Linked DNA regions of Homo sapiens: region 2 is linked to region 1. A link is an interaction called in ENCODE POLR2A ChIA-PET data of the cell type or tissue named here. Cell type or tissue: IMR-90. All regions are shown on one strand. Links, peaks and the distances in the headings refer to the core of each region. The heading gives the core; the rest is flanking DNA.

Evidence for each region. Peaks named below come from ENCODE experiments on the same cell type or tissue, not always from the same donor. Only the 100,000 strongest peaks of a DNase experiment are listed, where the experiment ranks them.
Region 2: POLR2A ChIA-PET joins it to region 1 with 14 read pairs; 3 of 35 experiments call an interaction of 5 or more read pairs at or near these places.

Annotation. Positions count from the first base shown.
Region 1 is chr12:93,131,300-93,139,835 of GRCh38, forward strand. The region is part of intron 3 of LOC643339 (a long non-coding RNA gene); the gene reads right to left. Among named protein-coding and RNA genes, the nearest start is that of LINC02412, 39 kb to the right of the region's middle. RefSeq lists an enhancer at 4,092-4,161. In IMR-90, for the core only: no CTCF peak of the experiment used is centred there; no DNase peak of the experiment used is centred there; H3K27ac peaks cover 394 bases.
Region 2 is chr12:93,279,025-93,287,560 of GRCh38, forward strand. All of the region lies in intron 2 of LOC643339 (a long non-coding RNA gene), which reads right to left. Among named protein-coding and RNA genes, the nearest start is that of NUDT4, 95 kb to the right of the region's middle. In IMR-90, for the core only: no CTCF peak of the experiment used is centred there; no DNase peak of the experiment used is centred there.

The DNA.
Region 1 (8,536 bases), core at 1,619-5,618:
ATGTGTGTTGGCCACTCTTCTGTACTTTCATTTTTCTGCACATGAGTCCAACTTTAGAAGGAAGTTGCTAGGTTGTTGTCATGTGACTGATTTTTATTTAATTAATTAATTTATTTATTTATTTTTGGGACGGAGTCTTGCTCTGTCACCCAGGATGGAGCGCAATGGCACAATCTTGGCTCACTGCAACCTATGCCTCCTGAGTTCAAGCAACTCTCCTGCCTCAGCCTCCTCAGTAGCTGGGATTACAAGCATTGCCACCATGCCCAGCTAATTTTTGTAGTTTCAGTAGAGACAGGGTTTCACCATGTTGACCAGGCTGGTCTCGAACTCCTGACCTCGTGATCCACCCGCCTGGGCCTCCCAAAGTGCTGGGATTACAGGTGTGAGCCACCGCACCCGGTCCATGTCAGTGATTTCTAAAGGCCACCAACCTTGCTGGCTCCTGGGAATGAGCAGGGTATTATTTAATGTAAATAAATCAGCGAGTGTTTATCCTTCCATGCATTCTTCTGCCATCCACAGGCAAAGAGAGAAGTGGCACTGGTGACTTTTTTAGAGCTATGAAGTTGGAATATACAAGAGAAGCTGAAAGCTTTCAATTAATGATTTCTTAGGCTTTAAGTCAGGGTGACCCTTCAACATAAAAGGGCTTTAGCCACCACTTGCTGGGGAGAAGCGCTGGGCTTTCTACACAGTTCTCTGGGACTCCAAATTGTTAGCATAAAAATAGCAGCCCAAATCAATGTTCTCTATTATTCATTAGTTACCGAAATACTTTTCCCAAATATACGCATAGCTGAAAGATGCCTTCTTTCAAAATGTTTTAAACCACTTTCAGCCCATGAATCTTAGTCCATCTTTAAAGGGCACCCATTTTTTTTCAAACCATATATTTCAGTCGATTTCATTGGGCACTGATACCATCACCAGCAAAACCCTAATTAATTGGGAAGAATGACATTTCCATTAAAATTCTTTTTGAAAAATGATTTATGCACCTGGCTGATAAAAATTTCAAACAGGGCAAAACAATATGGAGTGGAAAGTAAACTTCCATCGACCTCTGGAACCCAGTCTCCCAATCTTTTTCATAGAAACATCCAGTGTTAAATTTCTGGGGTATCCTCCTAGAAATACTCTGTGTATATATAAGTGCATACACACAAAAGAGGTCTTTAAAAAGTTTATGGAAAATGCATATTATGAAAAAACTATGCATGGATTTTCATTTTTCTTGCACCAAAATAAACTCATACTAACCTGTTATAACATGTCTGAACAGAATCTAGTTGAGGCAGTAAGAAGGATAAGACTTCAGTTTGAAAAGCGCCTCTGTCAGAGCAACATGAATTCTGCTAAAATTGAAGCAAGAACAAACTTCAAATCTAGGGTGAAGTTTGCATGGAAGAACAGTGAAATCATTGAAACTGTACAAAAAGTGTGTGGGGACACTGCCCCAAAGAAATCAACAGTTTACACATGGCTAATTCCTTTTAAGAAGAGATGAGACGATGTTTAAGATGAAGCCCACAGCAGCAGACCATTCGCATACATTTTGGAGGAAAAAGTTAGTATTGTTGGCTCATGCGTATAATCCCAACACTTTGGGAGGCCAAGGTGCGAGGATCACTTGAGCCCAGGAGTTTGAAACCAACCTGGGCAACATAGTGAGACCCCCATCTCTACAAAAAATTTAAAAATTAGCCGAGTGTGGTGGCACAGGCCCGTAGTCCCAGTTACTTGGGAGGCTGAGGTGGGAGGATCACCTGAGCCTCAGAGGTCAGCCTGCAGAGAACCACTATTGTGCTACTGCTCTCCAACCTGGGCAACAGAACAAGACCCTGTCTCAAAATAATAATAATAATAATATTGTTTGTGCCCCAATTAAAGAGGACTGACAGTTAGGAACATAAACCTAATTATAAACATAATAAGCATAAGTCTAATTATAGCCAACACCATAGACATCTCAATTGGTTCAGCTTACACAATTCTGAATGACAAATTAAAGTTGAACAAACTTTTCACTGGATAGGTAACAAAACCACTGCACTCAGATCAGCTGCAGACAAGAGCAGAGCTTTCAATGGAATTTTTAAAGAAGTGGGATCGAGATCCTGAAGCATTTCATTTAAGGATTGTAATAGGAGATGAAACACGGCATTACCAGTATGATCCTGAAGATGAAGCCCAATCAGAGCAATGGCTACCAGGAGGTGGAAAGGGTTCAGTCAAAGAAAAAGCAGACTGGTCAAGAGCAAAGGTCATGGTAACAATTTTTGAAGATTCTCAAAGCATTTTGCTGTTGACTTTCTGGAAGGCCAAAGAATGATAACATCTGCTTCTTATGAGGGTGTTTTGAGAAAGCCAAAACTTTAGCAGAAAAAATCCAAGGAAAGCTTCACCGGAGAGTCCTTCTCCACCGTGACAATACTCCTGTTCATTCGTCTCATCAAACGAGGACGATTTTGTGAGTTTCAGTGGGAAATCCTTAGACATCCAACGTACAATCCTGATTTGACTCCTTCTGACTTTTTGTTTTCTAATCTTAAGAAATATTTAAAGAATACCCATTTTTCTTCAGTTAATAAGGTAAAAAAGATTACATTGATATGGTTAAATTCCCAGGACCCTCAGTTCTTTAGGGATGCACTAAATGGCCATCACTGCTTACAAAAGTGTCTTGAACTTGATGGAGCTTATGTTGAGAAATAATTTTATATTTTTATTTTTATCTTTTAATTTTTTCCATAAACTTTTTGAAGTCCCCTAATGCAGCAGTCACCAACGTTTTTGTCACCAGGGACCAGTTTCGTGGAACACCATTTTTCCACGGACCAGCATGGGTGGAGGGCAGTTTTGGGATGAAACTGTTCCACCTCAGATCATCAGGCATTAATTAGATTCTCATAAGGAGTGCACAACCTGGACCCCTCACATGGGCAGTTCCCAACAGGGTTCACACTCCCATAAGAATCTAATGCCCGCTAATCTGACAGGAGGCAGAGCTCATTCGCTTACCTATTACCTTCTGCTGTACGGCCTGGTTCTTAATAGGCCATGGACCAGTACCAGTCTGCTGCCTGGGGATTGGGGCCCCCTGCCCTAGTGTGTGTGTGTGTGTGTGTGTGTGCGCGTGTGTGTGTGTGTGTGTGTGTGTGTGTATTGTGTGTGTGTATTCCCCTCCCCTTCCTTACATATACTCTAACATTCTTCAGTGAAACTTAACAGATATTGTGAAGTTTGCTGCAAATCTGTACAGCTGCACTATATTTCATAATATGAGTGTCCCATAATTTACCCAGCCTCTTCTGAATAGACATAATGGTGGTTTTCAGTTTTTTACTTCCACAAACATACTTTTGCACATATGTATGACTAGGACTACAGAATCAATTCCTTAAAGTGGAATTACAGAATCAGAGGATATGTGAGTTTTCATTCTGATAGACATTGCCAAATGGTGACACTTAACTTTTGATGAGAACTGCCAAAAGTAAAGTATTTGTTCGTGCCAGAAACAGAGTGAAGATAGCATTTTATTTTAAAGTTTAATACCTCAGGCAAGCAAGTAGCACATTTATTCATGAAACTCATTTGCCCCTGTCTTGCCCACCTAAAGCACATACACATTGTTATGAACCCATTCAAAATATACTTGTGACAACAGCTTACTCAATGAGGAACTTGCTAGAAATTTCGTATCACCAAATTGTGTGAGTATTTGTCGCAATGGGGTTAGCTTGCACGCTCTCTACTTTGCCCTGGCTGTGTTTACTACCTTTCATGGCCCTGGTCAGTTAGTAACACTGTCTTGTTTTTCTTTTGTAACCAAAGGTCAGTTTGTGACCCTGCTCCACTCCCCACCTCCTCTGCCTTAGTTTCTTCTTGCCTTAGTTTCCTCATAAGAGTAACCAGTCTTAAAGTGTCAGGGCAGGCACATTACTGATGTATCAGTGAAGAGCCCCTGGGCACAATGGAACTTGAATTTGATTTTCTATTACCTGTGAGGGTGAGTTAGTAAGCAGACAGCCTTGTACTCTGTTCAGCGGCTTCCCTTGCTGCCTTTCTATAATGAAAAAAGCAGAGACCCAGAACATTCTCCCGTTTCTCTAGTGTTTACCCAACACACACTCTGTGCTACCATCCCCATTTGTGGCTTCTTTCCTATTTGCTCTTGTAACATGAGAAACAGTGTGGAGGTTTTATGCTTGTTTTGTAACCAGCTATAACCATTTCCTTTTCTCTGCCTCTGATTATAAACACATTTCCTTCCTGGTAACCATTGAAAATCTATATCTGACCAGGTTGAAACCAAATGAAGTCATTTTGGTTCCATTGGTGACAACCAATTAAATATAATTCTGTTTACATTTAGAATGGGTTGTAAATTTAAGAAAATGATTTAAGCCCTACTTAAAATATTTTTTGGCTCATAAAACCATGAAATCATTTCTGTAATATGAGTAATCAAGAAGCTTCATATTTACATTTACCTTTAAATTGCTCTAAAAGAGCCAGAGACTGGACATTAAAAACAAACAAACAAAAGATTCAGAGTCTGCAAGGAAGCTATTTCACTATCCCCATGCTGCGAGCTGGTTAAGCTCTTTAGCTCAGATAGCCCTATTTTCTCAGGGAGCAATGGAAAAAACAGATCTCCTACTTAAAAATAACAGTAAAAACAAGAAACACACTGCACTATATTGGTAAACCTCAAACTCACGTAAGTCAGTTACCTGCCCCGATGGGAGTTTAGAAGTTGGTGCTACTACTCTTAGTACTGCCATAAGATGTCACCAGAAAACAGGACCCTGAGTTCTAGGAAAAGGGATAAGAATGGACAACAGGTGGGAGCCACCAAACTATTCCAGGCCGGATGACAGAAACCTTAAAAGAAAAGTTCCAAATACAATTAACTGACCAAACCCCTCCACACAGTGGAGAGGCTTCATAATCAATAAAGACAACTTCCCACCTCTGAGCACTTACAACAAAGATGCAGATGTATCTTTGGCAGTGGACTTTTTTTTATTGAGTTCTATCTCCTTTTCTTCACAAGCATGTATTAAGCAAGTTTTATGTGTTATACTTTCACTGGGTGTTGTGCAAAGACTAAAAAGTCATCAGCTCTGCCCCATAGTGGGTGGTTGTTAAATGTTGTTAAATGAATGGATCTGTGAATATATGCATGTGTGAATGAATGAATAAATAAAGCTTATAATATGGTTATGGGAGAAAACACAGCTTTAATTTTCTGTTACTTGTCAGGGTGGTGTGTACAGAACACAGTGGTATGCGTGACCAGTTCTACCCAGGGTAGTGTGGCAAGATCTCAGACTTGAGGTGACAATTGAATGGGCGTTGGTCAGATGAAAGGAGTTTAACGTAGACAAGTAAAAGACCACAGAATGAGCAAAAGCCTAAAGCAGAGATCAACAAACTACAGCCTGTGGACCAAATCCCATCTGCTGCCTGTTTTTGTAAATAAAGTTTTATTTGGGCAGAGCCATGCTCATGCATTTATATTTTTTCCATGGCTGCTTTCACACTACAATAGCAGCATTGAGTAGTTGCAACAGAGACCACATGACCCAGGAAACCAAAAATATTAACTATCTGGCCGTTTACAAGTAAATGTCTGCCGCCCTCTGGCCTAGAGATATGAAAGAGCTGAATATTCAGGAACCTGTAGGGAAGTCGTAATAGCTGAAACTTGTAGTCCAAAAAGGGGCTCAGTGAGAGAAGAGACAAAACGGTGATCAGAGGCCAACCCTGAAGGTTCTTCTGTGCCATATTAAGAAATTCAGTTTTGCCATCGCATGTTCTCACTCATAGGTGGGAAATGAACAATGAGAACACTTCGACACAGGAAGGGGGACATCACACACCGGGGCCTGTTCTGGGGTGGGGGAAGTGGGGAGGGATAGCATTAGGAGATATACCTAATGTAAATGACGAGTTAATGGGTGCAGCACACCAACATGGCACATATATGCATATGTAACAAACCTGCATGTTGTGCACGTGTACCCTAGAACTTAAAGTATAATAATACAGAAAAAAAAGAAATTCAGTTTTGCTCCTTTAGGAAATGGGTAACAAGAGCAATTTTGCTTTTAGAAATATCTCTCAGGGATCAGGATAGACGAGAGAGATGCAAGTTTGCAGCAGGAGATCAGCTCTCCAAACTTCACATCTTATAAATTCCTTGATTCAACAAACATTGAAAAGCTTAATGCTGTCATTATGCCTCTTGCTCTATCCTTGGGAAACAGAACCTGGCACACAGACATGCCCAATCAATATTTATTGAATAAAGGAATTAAGGAAAGAAAAAAGACAATATTGTAATGGCATCATTATTAAATGGTTTTCTGAATAGGCTGCCTCTGCTATGAGACAAATAGCTGAGATTCTCACAGATTTCCAGTTTCCATACTAGCAGGCATTGAGATCCAGGCAAAAGGAGGTTAATAGTGAAACACAAGCCAGAGAGAAATTCCTCCCCTTCATCTCTGGTGCCAACATCATCAAATACCAGTCACTGGCCAAACCTGTGTTTATTCCATGCCCTGTGGCCTAATGAGAGGGGATGGGACAAGAAGCAGCTCTGCTAATAACTGTCATGAAAATAATAATATCACTTGGCTGTATGCGGCAACTTTCATTGGAAGCTCTTGAATCAATTTTTTCCTCTTGCATAACTATTATTTCCATTTTATTTCCACTAAAGGAGAAGCCAAACCACAGAGTGGTTGTGACTTGCCCAAGGTCATGGAGCAAATCAGAAGAGCAGTTTTTAAAAGCTGAGAAGGATATCAGGGGATGTAAAATCCAGTTGCCTTCCCAGCCTAGAATGGGCTGGGTTCATGACTCAGTAAGACACATGGCGTTACCTAAGCTCAGTGTCTCTGAAAATGAGTCACACTAAGGGAGACTCAGGGCCTGAGGGGCTGTGTCAGACATACGTTTTCAGTAGTCACTCATTGTCCCTGCCCATCAGATTTTAACGTCTGTCACCGAAGCCCATCACAGACAGGGCCTCTTGGGAGGTTTAGCCTATGGAACTGGGAAGGTCTGCCTTGGGGGTGTCTGTCTTTTCTGGATGTTTACCCAGCTGTCAGTTCCTATGAAGCCCAGGTCTCCCCATTCCATTATCCATCAGGAGCCCATGGCTGGGGTAGCTGTGGCTTCCACTCGGTCCATGATGATTCTGGTGTTTGCCTGTTGTCCCAGCATAATTACTAATAAATCTTTTTTTTACTCTAAAAAAATGCCCCAGTTTGGACCATAAATTAATTATATGGTCACTCTAACTGACAAATCAGGAAGCACCTATGCAGAAACCAAAAGCCCTCTTTTCATCATGATGATTCTATCTCAGCCACTTTTGTTTCATGGACCTAGAATCTTGAACTTACAATAGGCCCAAACTCCCAGTCAGTTAAGGAATCTCCTCTGAGCTATGTAAATGCTCCTGGTCATAGAGTTAGCTACACAGCCCATAGACCAGTTAATTACTAATTGTGAATAATCACTTCCTTACCTTGTACCAAAATCTGCCTTCCATATCTTTTATACAATGATCTTAGCACTATTCTCAAGAAGCTGAAAAGTCAATTCTCCCTCCTGTCCCATAAGAGAGCCCCCTTAAGTCCTCCGTTGTACAGCCCAAACACCACCAACCATCAGGAACAAATTCTAAACAGCATTTAGGAATGTAGCTTTGGAGTCAGACATACCTGGATTCGGATCTGGGCTCCATCACTCCCTAGCTAGATAGCCTTTGGTAAATACTTAACTTCTCCAATTTCACTTTCTTTGTCTGTAAATTTTGAACAAACATTAACTACTTAAGCTAGGCATGACTGGTTATGGAACCAATAGCTAGTTCTCCTTTCTTTCTTACTAACAAGGGGCTCACTTAAATGCTCTTGGATTACCCAACTTCCTTGCAGCTAGATGTGGTCATGCAACACAGTTCTGGACAAGGAGCTGCAAGTGGAGGTACCAGCTGGAGTTTCTGAGAAAGCCTGTTAGAGGGCACACATCCAGCTTGCATTCACCTTGTCAGTTTGTGCTACTTAGCTTCTCCCTTCTTTCAAATACTTCCTGCCTAAAAATTAGTTGTGAAGCACAAAATAGAACAGCTATGCTGCATACATGAGGAAGCAAGCCTCCAGCAAAAGAGACTGGGTTCTTGATGGCACCATGGGGCCTGCATACTCACTCTGAAGTGCTTACAGCTGGACTTCCTATTACATGAGAAAAATAAATCCCTCCATTGGTTAAACCATTGAAATTGGGTTTCTGCCACTTGCAGTCAAATGAATCCTAAATGACACATACTTCAGAAGGTTGTTTTGAACATAAAATGAACTTACTACAGTGCCCAGCACAAAACATATAGTGAATGGTTTGCTATTATCACTATCATAATTATTATCATTGCTACTCATTGCCATAGACCTTAGAGAGAGGGGCAAGAACATGTAGCTATAGCAATCCTTCCAACCTCTGATAGCACCAG
Region 2 (8,536 bases), core at 2,301-6,300, 150 kb after region 1:
ACTATTCACTAGCACTGCCTCCCTAGATGCCCCCAAAATGCTTCTGGCCATAGACCTTTCCTTCTGCTTCTCATCCCTCTATGCTTCTTTACCTTCCATGCATGCATTCATTTGTCCATAATATCCCTGGCCACCTGCTGTATGCCAGGCACTGTGCTAGGCGAGGAGGATGCAAAGATTAAGAAGACAGTAGTCCCTGACAGCAGTCCCTGACTTTGAGAAGCTTACATTCCATAGAGAATGCACAGAGGTAAAGGACAACCCCATGCACAGGAGGTTCTACAATGTGAGCCTAGGATAGGGCCACCCACACACACTTGTATGCCTTTCTTGTTTTTCCTCCTCTGCTCAAAAAGTCTTCATTTAAGGCCCTGTGTTCATCATGATGGGAAAATCAGCTCAAGAAAACTTCAGGAGGATTCCTCCAGGTAAATTAAGTTACCCAAACAGACTAACATGCTAACAACTTTCAGATTTGGAATCTGCTCCTCTAGAGCCTACAGTTTGATGACTGTCATTTCATGTTGAAACAAGAACAAGAGGATTGCTTATGTTTGCTTCTCTCTGCAAGAATCTAGGTTGAAAACAAAATGAAAAGGAAATCTAATCTGAGGACACTTCTCAAGTAGAAGTCAGAGGAAAGAGCAATAAAGAAGAACTCAGAGGTCTTACCTGTTACCCTTAAATGTCTTCTTCCTGATCACAGTCCAAAGGACTCATGTTACTAATACCATTGTTCTGACAAAGCTAGCAAGGACAGTCTGCTGAGCAAGTATGCAGTCTTCTCTGTGATCTATTCTGTCTTCACAGGCAAGAGTGATTGCCCATGTTCCATCCCCCAACAAAGCATCAAAACCAACCACACAGACCTGGGTTCAAAGGCAGACTCTACCACTTACTGAGAGATCATCAGTGTCCTTATCTGGAGAATGGGAATCATCCCTAACAGGTGCAAAGACTCTAGCCTTGGGCATGATCAAATTCAAAGCCTTCTTGGGACACTCTCATAATCAGTCACTGCAGGCTTTCACCTGCACAACCATCTAGCTCAGCTCTTGTGCTAATATATCAGAGCCCTGGCCCCAACTGCCCAAGGGACTTGTAATTATTTTTGCAGCCGTAAGTCTGGCATCTAGTCCTGCAGATGGGTAGGGAGAACAGGTCCTATGACCTGGGAAGAGAGGGAGTTGAAAGCAACAGAGTATCCCAGCTGCAGTCACACAGGCTGGGGCTCAGATTACACTCCAGACAGGATGCAGAGCAAGAGTACAAGGAAATCCAGGCGAAAAGAAATGCTGCAAGTTGGAGGGAGGGAAGTGTCCAGGATGCCCCCAGAGACAGACTGAGTCCATAGTTAGATATCAACAAAGCAGCACCCAAAAAATGACTACAGAAAGAATTCCCTACTTCCCAAAAAACACTCAGAAAATCACATTGAGGGAAAAAAATCTGAACTATGTTGGACTGGCCTGAACTTTTGTATAGTTTAATATTGTTTTTAGTTTTAATACACAGAAGCCAGGTGAAGGTAGGGATTGGAAGACATCATATTCTTCTCCACGCTAGGTCCACTATGGTTCCTAATCCAGCCTGGCCTATTAAATACCAATGAGATTTAATGTATGTCTCTCTAGATTGAGGGTCAGAAACCCAAATGCCTACAGAAGTCAGGCAGATTAGATAAACGAGAAACTGTGCTAGGTGGGGGTGTAGGAGCTGGAACACAAATGCTCTATGGATGCAGGCAGTTGTTAATCAGTCAATTGCTGCCACAGAGAAGCATGGCCTGAGTTGCTGGATCAATTTACTTTTACATTCCCACATATTAATTCTAAAAATGATTTTTCCAACTGTCTTAGTCTATTTGAACTTCTATAATAAAATTCCATAAGAGGAGTGGTTAATAAACAACAGAAATTTATTTCCCCCAGTTCTTGAGGCTGTCAAGTCCAAGATCAAGGTACTGGCAGATTTGGTGTCTAGTGAGGGCCTGCTTCCTAGTTCATAAACTGCTTCCTTTTTGCTATAACCCTACAGGGAAGAAGGGGTGAGGGAGCTTTCTGGGGCCTCTTTCATAAGGGCGCTAATCCCATTCGCTACGGCTCTGTCCTCAAAACCTAATCACCTCCCCAAACCCCACCTTCTTATACTTCACATTGGTGATTAGGTTTTAACATATGAATTTGGGAGAACATAAACATTCAAATCATAACACCAACCTATTTTGGGGGTTTTTTGGGGGTTTTTTTTTTTTTTTTTTGAGACAGAGTCTCACTCTGTCACCCAGGTTGGAGTGCAGTGGTGCGATCTCAGCTCACTGTAGCCTCCACCTCCTGGGCTCAAGAAATTCTCCTGTGTCAGCCTCCCAAGTAGCTGGGATTGCAGCTGCCTACCACCAGGCCCTGCTAATTTTTGTATTTTTTTAACTAGAGATGGGGTTTCACCATGTTGGCCAGGCTGGTCTCCAACTCCTGACCTCAAGTGATCTGCTTGCCTCAGCCTCCCAAAGATAGCACCAACCTTTGTTCAATTTATAAAAGATGTTTGAAATTAAAGTCTGATTAATTTCTATTTTCATTATGGATTACTAATAATATCAGCTAACACTTCCATAAAACTTACATGGCAGGCAGCATTCTAAGTGCTTTATTCACGTTGACCCATTTAATCCTCACAACAGCCATTTGAGGCAAATCTATCATCATCCTCCTGTTGTAAATTAAGAAATTGGGAGTCTCTGAGCCTACTCTGGCTCAAGAGGCTGCCCAATAAGAAATAAGAAATTGTTTTTTAATATTTAAAAGAAAGTTAAAGAAAAAGAACAAACAAATTAAGAAATAGAAGCATAAAGTATCAAGCAAATTCTCCCAACTCACTCAGATAATTTGTGGCACAGCTGGAGCTACATGGACAACTAACCCTGGGTTCAAGATGAGTTTAACTTTGAGGCTTCCAGAAAAGACATGAGAGAGCCCTCCTGTAAATGGTGAATGGTTTTCTTTTACCAAAGTCTTTATAATAGCTCATTCCCCCAAAACCCTATAAATCAGAGAAGTCAACTCTGACCCCTTGTCTGTGTTAGTCAAAAAGTTTCATTGGAGCAGAACCATACCTACTCGTTTATGTGTCCTCTGAGGCTGGCTTTGGTGTATGGTCTCTACCATGAGTAGTCATAACAGAGACCATGTGGCTCCCAAAGCCCAATATGTTTATTATCTGGCCCTTTACAGAAATAGTTTGCAAACTGCTACTCTGAATTTAAAAAGATTTTTTAAAGTTCTTATACTTTATACTTAATTGTACTAGACTCAGATTAAGAAAAATATGTCCTTGAGGCCGGGCGTGGTGGCTCATTCCTGTAATCCCAGCACTTTGGAAGGGCGAGACAGGCGGATCACCTGAGGTCAGGAGTTTGAGATCAGCCTCACCAACATGGCAAAACCCCATCTCTACTAAAAATACAAAATTAGCCGTGTGTGGTGGCACACGCCTGTAATCACAGCCACTTGGGAGGCTGAGGCAGGAGAATCGCTTGAACCAGGGAGGTGGAGGTTGCAGTGAGCTGAGATCATGCCATTGCAGTCCAACCTGGGCAAAAGAGCGAGATTCCATCTCAAAAAAGTAAAGAAAAGAAAAAGATGTCCTTGAGGCCAGGTGTGGTGGCTCCCACCTGTAATCTCAGCACTTTAGGAGTCTGAGACAGGCGGATCACTTGAGGTCAGGAGTTTGAGACCGGCCTGGTGAACATGGCAAAACCCCATCTCTACTAAAAATACAAAAATTAGCTGGGTGTGGTGGCGGGCACCTGTAGTCTCAGCTACTTGGCAGGCTAAGGTGGAAGAATCACTTGAACCTGGAAGGCAGAGGTTGCAGTGGGCCGAGATTGAACCATTGCACTCCAGCCTGGGCAGCAGAGCGAGACTCCATCTCAAAAATAAGAAAAATATGTCTTTGAAACTTCAATTAAAAGTATCTCCTCCTAAAGTTGAATTCATAGAAGGAAGAAAGCTCTTAACTAGAAAGTTCCTTAAAAACACACAGATATGGCCAGGCGCGGTGGCTCACACCTGTAATCCCAACATTTTGGGAGGCTGAGGTGGGTGGATCACCTGAGGTCAAGAGTTCGAACCAGCCTGGCCAACATGAAGAAACACTGTATCTACTGAAAATACAAAAATTAGCTGGACGTGGTGGTGCGTGCCTGTAATCTCAGCTACTCGAGAGGCTGAGGCAGGAGAATCGCTTGAACCCAGGAGGCGGAGGTTGCAGTGAGCTGAGATCATACCATAGCACTCCAGCCTGGGCAACAGAGTGAGACTCTGTCTCAAAAAAAAAAAAAAAAAAAAACACAGATACATAAACTTTTATGGAAATTTTCAGTTTCTTCTATAAAAGCAGAAAAAGAAACAATTCAAACCACAATTCCATTTCTCCAATTATCAAAAATCTGCCAATCCTTTTTTTATCCAAAAAGACAACTTTTAGTGGTAAAAGCTGCTTTTTTGTGGCAACTGTTCTTGTTTCTATTTTATTTAAGGTTTTTTGAATAACTAGAACATACTAGAATTGTGTTTAAGAAGACTGAGAATACATCTTACATTTGTGACTAATGACCCTCTTAGACTGAAAATCAATGTTTAGGCAATAAGTGTAAATTTTACAGATTACAATAAAATAAAAACAAGTTAGTACACAGCTATAATTTGATGAAGTTAAGATGGTATTTTTAAACTGAAAGGTCAAGTTTCTTGTGGAAACAAATATGTGTTTCCAAGGATTGTCTCATTAGTAACTGGTGGAATCATTTATAAACAAATAAGACAAACAACCTTTCCAGGCCTCAATTCTTAAGATAAGATATAGAAAAAGGTCATTTTAAGACCCTAGGAAGTGTCACACCATCAGGACCTTTCTACAAATGAGTGTTTAAATATACTGATGATAAATACCTGAAGAAATTAAGTTGACCTTAAAGAAATTAAATTAAGTTGAATCATTGGATTTTGTCCTAAACTTTGCAGAATCAGAGATCATTTCGACTTTGCAGACTTCAAGCAGGGTATTTTTCTGCTCAACTGCAGTTGACATTTCTTGCATGGTAGGGGAAAAAATATCTAAACAAATGGAGGGATACACTGTGTTCATGGATTGGAAGTCACAATATGTTAAAATATCAGTTCTCCCTAAATTGATCTATAGATTCAATGCAATCACACTCAAAATTCCACCAGACATTTTTGCAGAAATTGACAAGCTGATTCTAAAGTATATAAGAAAAAGCAAAGGAAGTAGGATAGCCAAAACAATTTTGGAAAAGAATGTTAGCTGCCTCACACTACCTGATTTCAAGGTTTTGTTTGTTTTTTTTTTTTTTTTTTTTTTGAGACGGAGTCTTGCTCTGTCGCTCAGGCTGGAGTGCAGTGGCGCCATCTAGGCTCACTGCAAGCTCCGCCGCTCCCGGGTTCACGCCATTCTCCTGCCTCAGCCTCCTGAGTAGCTGGGACTACAGGCGCCCGCCACCACGCCCGGCTAATTTTTTGTGTGTTTTTAGTACAGACGGGGTTTCACCGTGTTAGCCAGGATGGTCTCGATCTCCTGACCTCTTGATCTGCCCGCCTCGGCCTGCCAAAGTGCTGGGATTACAAGCATGAGCCACTGCGCCCGGCCTTTTTTTTCTTTTTAATTTTTTTTAGAGACAGGATCTCGTTCTATCGCCCAGGCTGGAGTGAGTGGCATGATCGTAGCTCACTGCACCTGGGCTCCTGAGCTCAGGCGATCTTCCTGCCTCAGCCTCCTGTGTAGCTAGGACTACAGGCACACACAACCACACCTGGCTCTGATTTCAAGTCTTACTGTAAAGTTAACAATAATCAAGATATTAAAGAAGGCCAGGTGCGGTGGCTCACGCCTGTAATCCCAGAACTTTGGGAGGCTGAGGCAGGTAGATTACCTGAGGTCAGGAGTACAAGACCAGCCTAGCCAGCATGGTGAAACCCCGTCTCTACTAAAAAAAATACAAAAATTATTCGGGCATGGTGGTGTATGCCTGTAATCCCAGCTACTCAGGAGGCTGAGGCAGGAGAATTGCTTGAACCCGGGAGGTGGAGGTTGCAGTGAGCCAAGATCGTGCCATTGCACTCCAGCCTGGGTGGAAAGAGCGAAACTCCGTCTTAAAAAAAAAAAAAAAAAAAAAAGATAGTAAAGAATAACTGCTGCAAATCACTTGGGCTTAATCAGGTGGTAAAGATTTTTGTTTCCAGAGTAACTAAAATTTTAAAAACTAACAATATCAGCCAGGCGTGGTGGCTTACGCCTATAATCCCAGCACCTTGGGAGGCCGAGGCGGCGGGCAAATCACCTGGGGTCAGGAGTTCGAGACCAGCCTGGCCAACATGGTAAAACCCTGTGCATACTAAAAATACAAAAAGTAGCCGGGCATGGTGGCACATGCCTATAATCCCAGCTACTCAGGAGGCTGAGGCACTTAAACCCAGGAGGTTGCAGTGAGCCAAGATTGTGCCATTGCACTCCAGCCTGGGCGACAGAGCAAGACTCCGTCTCAAAAAATAAATAAATAAATAAATAAATAAATAAATAAATAAATATAAGAATACAAAAATTAGCCAGGCATGGTGGCACACACCTGTAATCCCAGCTACTCAGGAGGCTGAACCAGGAGAATCCCTTGAACCTGGGGGGCGGAGGCTGCAGTGAGCCAAGATCGCACCACTGCACTCCAGCCTGGGGGACAAAGAGAGACTCCGTCTCAAAAAAAAACTAACAATATCAAGTGTTGGTGAAGATGTGGAGCAGCCAGAGCAAAGTGGTGTGTAGTTAGAAAAATGAAATTAAGTCAAAGAAAAGACTTGGACAAGAGTGTTTATAGCAGATCTATTCGTAATAGATCCAAGTGTCCAGCAACGAGAGAGTGGATTAAAAAGTGTGATATGTTCATACGATGAGATAACAAACACTCAGCAATAAAAAGGAACAAACTACTGATACGCAGAACATTATGGATACATCTCAAAATCATCAGCTTGGTTGAAAGAACCCAGAAACAAAAGAGTATATTCTATATTATCCCATGTGTATAAAGTTTAGCAACAGGCATAACTAGTGACAGAAATCAGAACAATGGTTGCCTCTGCAAAAGGCAGGTATTGACCACCAAGGGACACGAAGGAACTGTCAAGGTGAGGGAAATGTTCTATACATATCTTGACTTGGGTGACAATCACATGAGTGTAATCATTTGTCCAAATTCGTTGACAAATTCACTTAAAATTGGTGCATTTTCCTGTATGTAAAATATATCTCATTTTTAAAACTTGTGTTTCCACATTGACCAGAAAGATCAACACATGATCTATCTCTTATTCATTGTGCTTTCATTTTTAGGACTAGTTGGCAGAAATCTAAGGCTTTAAACAGGTTGTCTATGATTCTAGTCAGAGCTACCAACCTCTTAACACAAGACGCTCCTTCTTTCATTCATTCTACAAACAGACCACAAAACAATCAAACACTGTTTCAATATATAATTTATACAATACATAATTTATGCACGAACATGGCACTCTTCTGGCTTTTTATATTCATTAGTTAATCTAAATTCTACTTTTTAAAAATATGCAGTACGGGCCGGGCGCTTTGGCTCACACTTGTCATCCCAGTACTTTGGGAGGCCGAGGCAGACGGATCACGAGGTCAGGAGATGGAGACCATCCTGGCTAACGTGGTGAAACCCTGTCTCTACTAAAAATACAAAAAATTAGCCGGGTGTGGTGGCGGGCGCCTGTAGTCCCAGCTACTCCGGAGGCTGAGGCAGGAGAATGGCGTGAACCCGGGAGGCGGAGCTTGCAGTGAGCAGAGATCGCGCCACTGCACTCCAGCCTGGGAGACAAAGTGAGACTCCGTCTCAAAAAAAAAAAAAAAAAAAAAAAATGCAGTACGGCCAGGCATGGTGGCTCATGCCTGTAAGGCAGGAGGATCACCTGAGACCAGGAATTCAAGGCCAGCCTTATGAACAGAGCAAGACCCCATCTCTACAAAAATTTTAAAAATAAAAATAAAAAAATTGCCGGGCATGGTGGTGTGCACCTGTAGTCCCAGCTACTCACAAGGCTGAGGCAGGAGGATTGCTCGTACCCAGGAGTTTGAGGCTGCAATGAGCCGTGATGGCACCATTGTACCCCAGCCTAGGTGACAGAGCAAGACCTTGCCTTAAGAAAAAAAAAAAAATTGGGGTAGGAATATTTAACACATGAGAATCAAGGTTCAGAAAGATCAAGGAACTTCCCCAAGATAACATAACTAAGGAGTGATGTCATGAAGACTCAAACCCAGATCCTAAGCACACACCCTTTCCTCTCCCCAGTAAATACTCTTACAACGCACACTTGTGTGTGTGTGTGTGTGTGTATGAAATATTCAAATTGCTAATTGTAGATTTTCCATTCTTTTATCATGAATCTGTGATAACAGTTTTTTTGTGATATTTAAAAATAAATAATCAAAGCCTTTATAAAGGTCT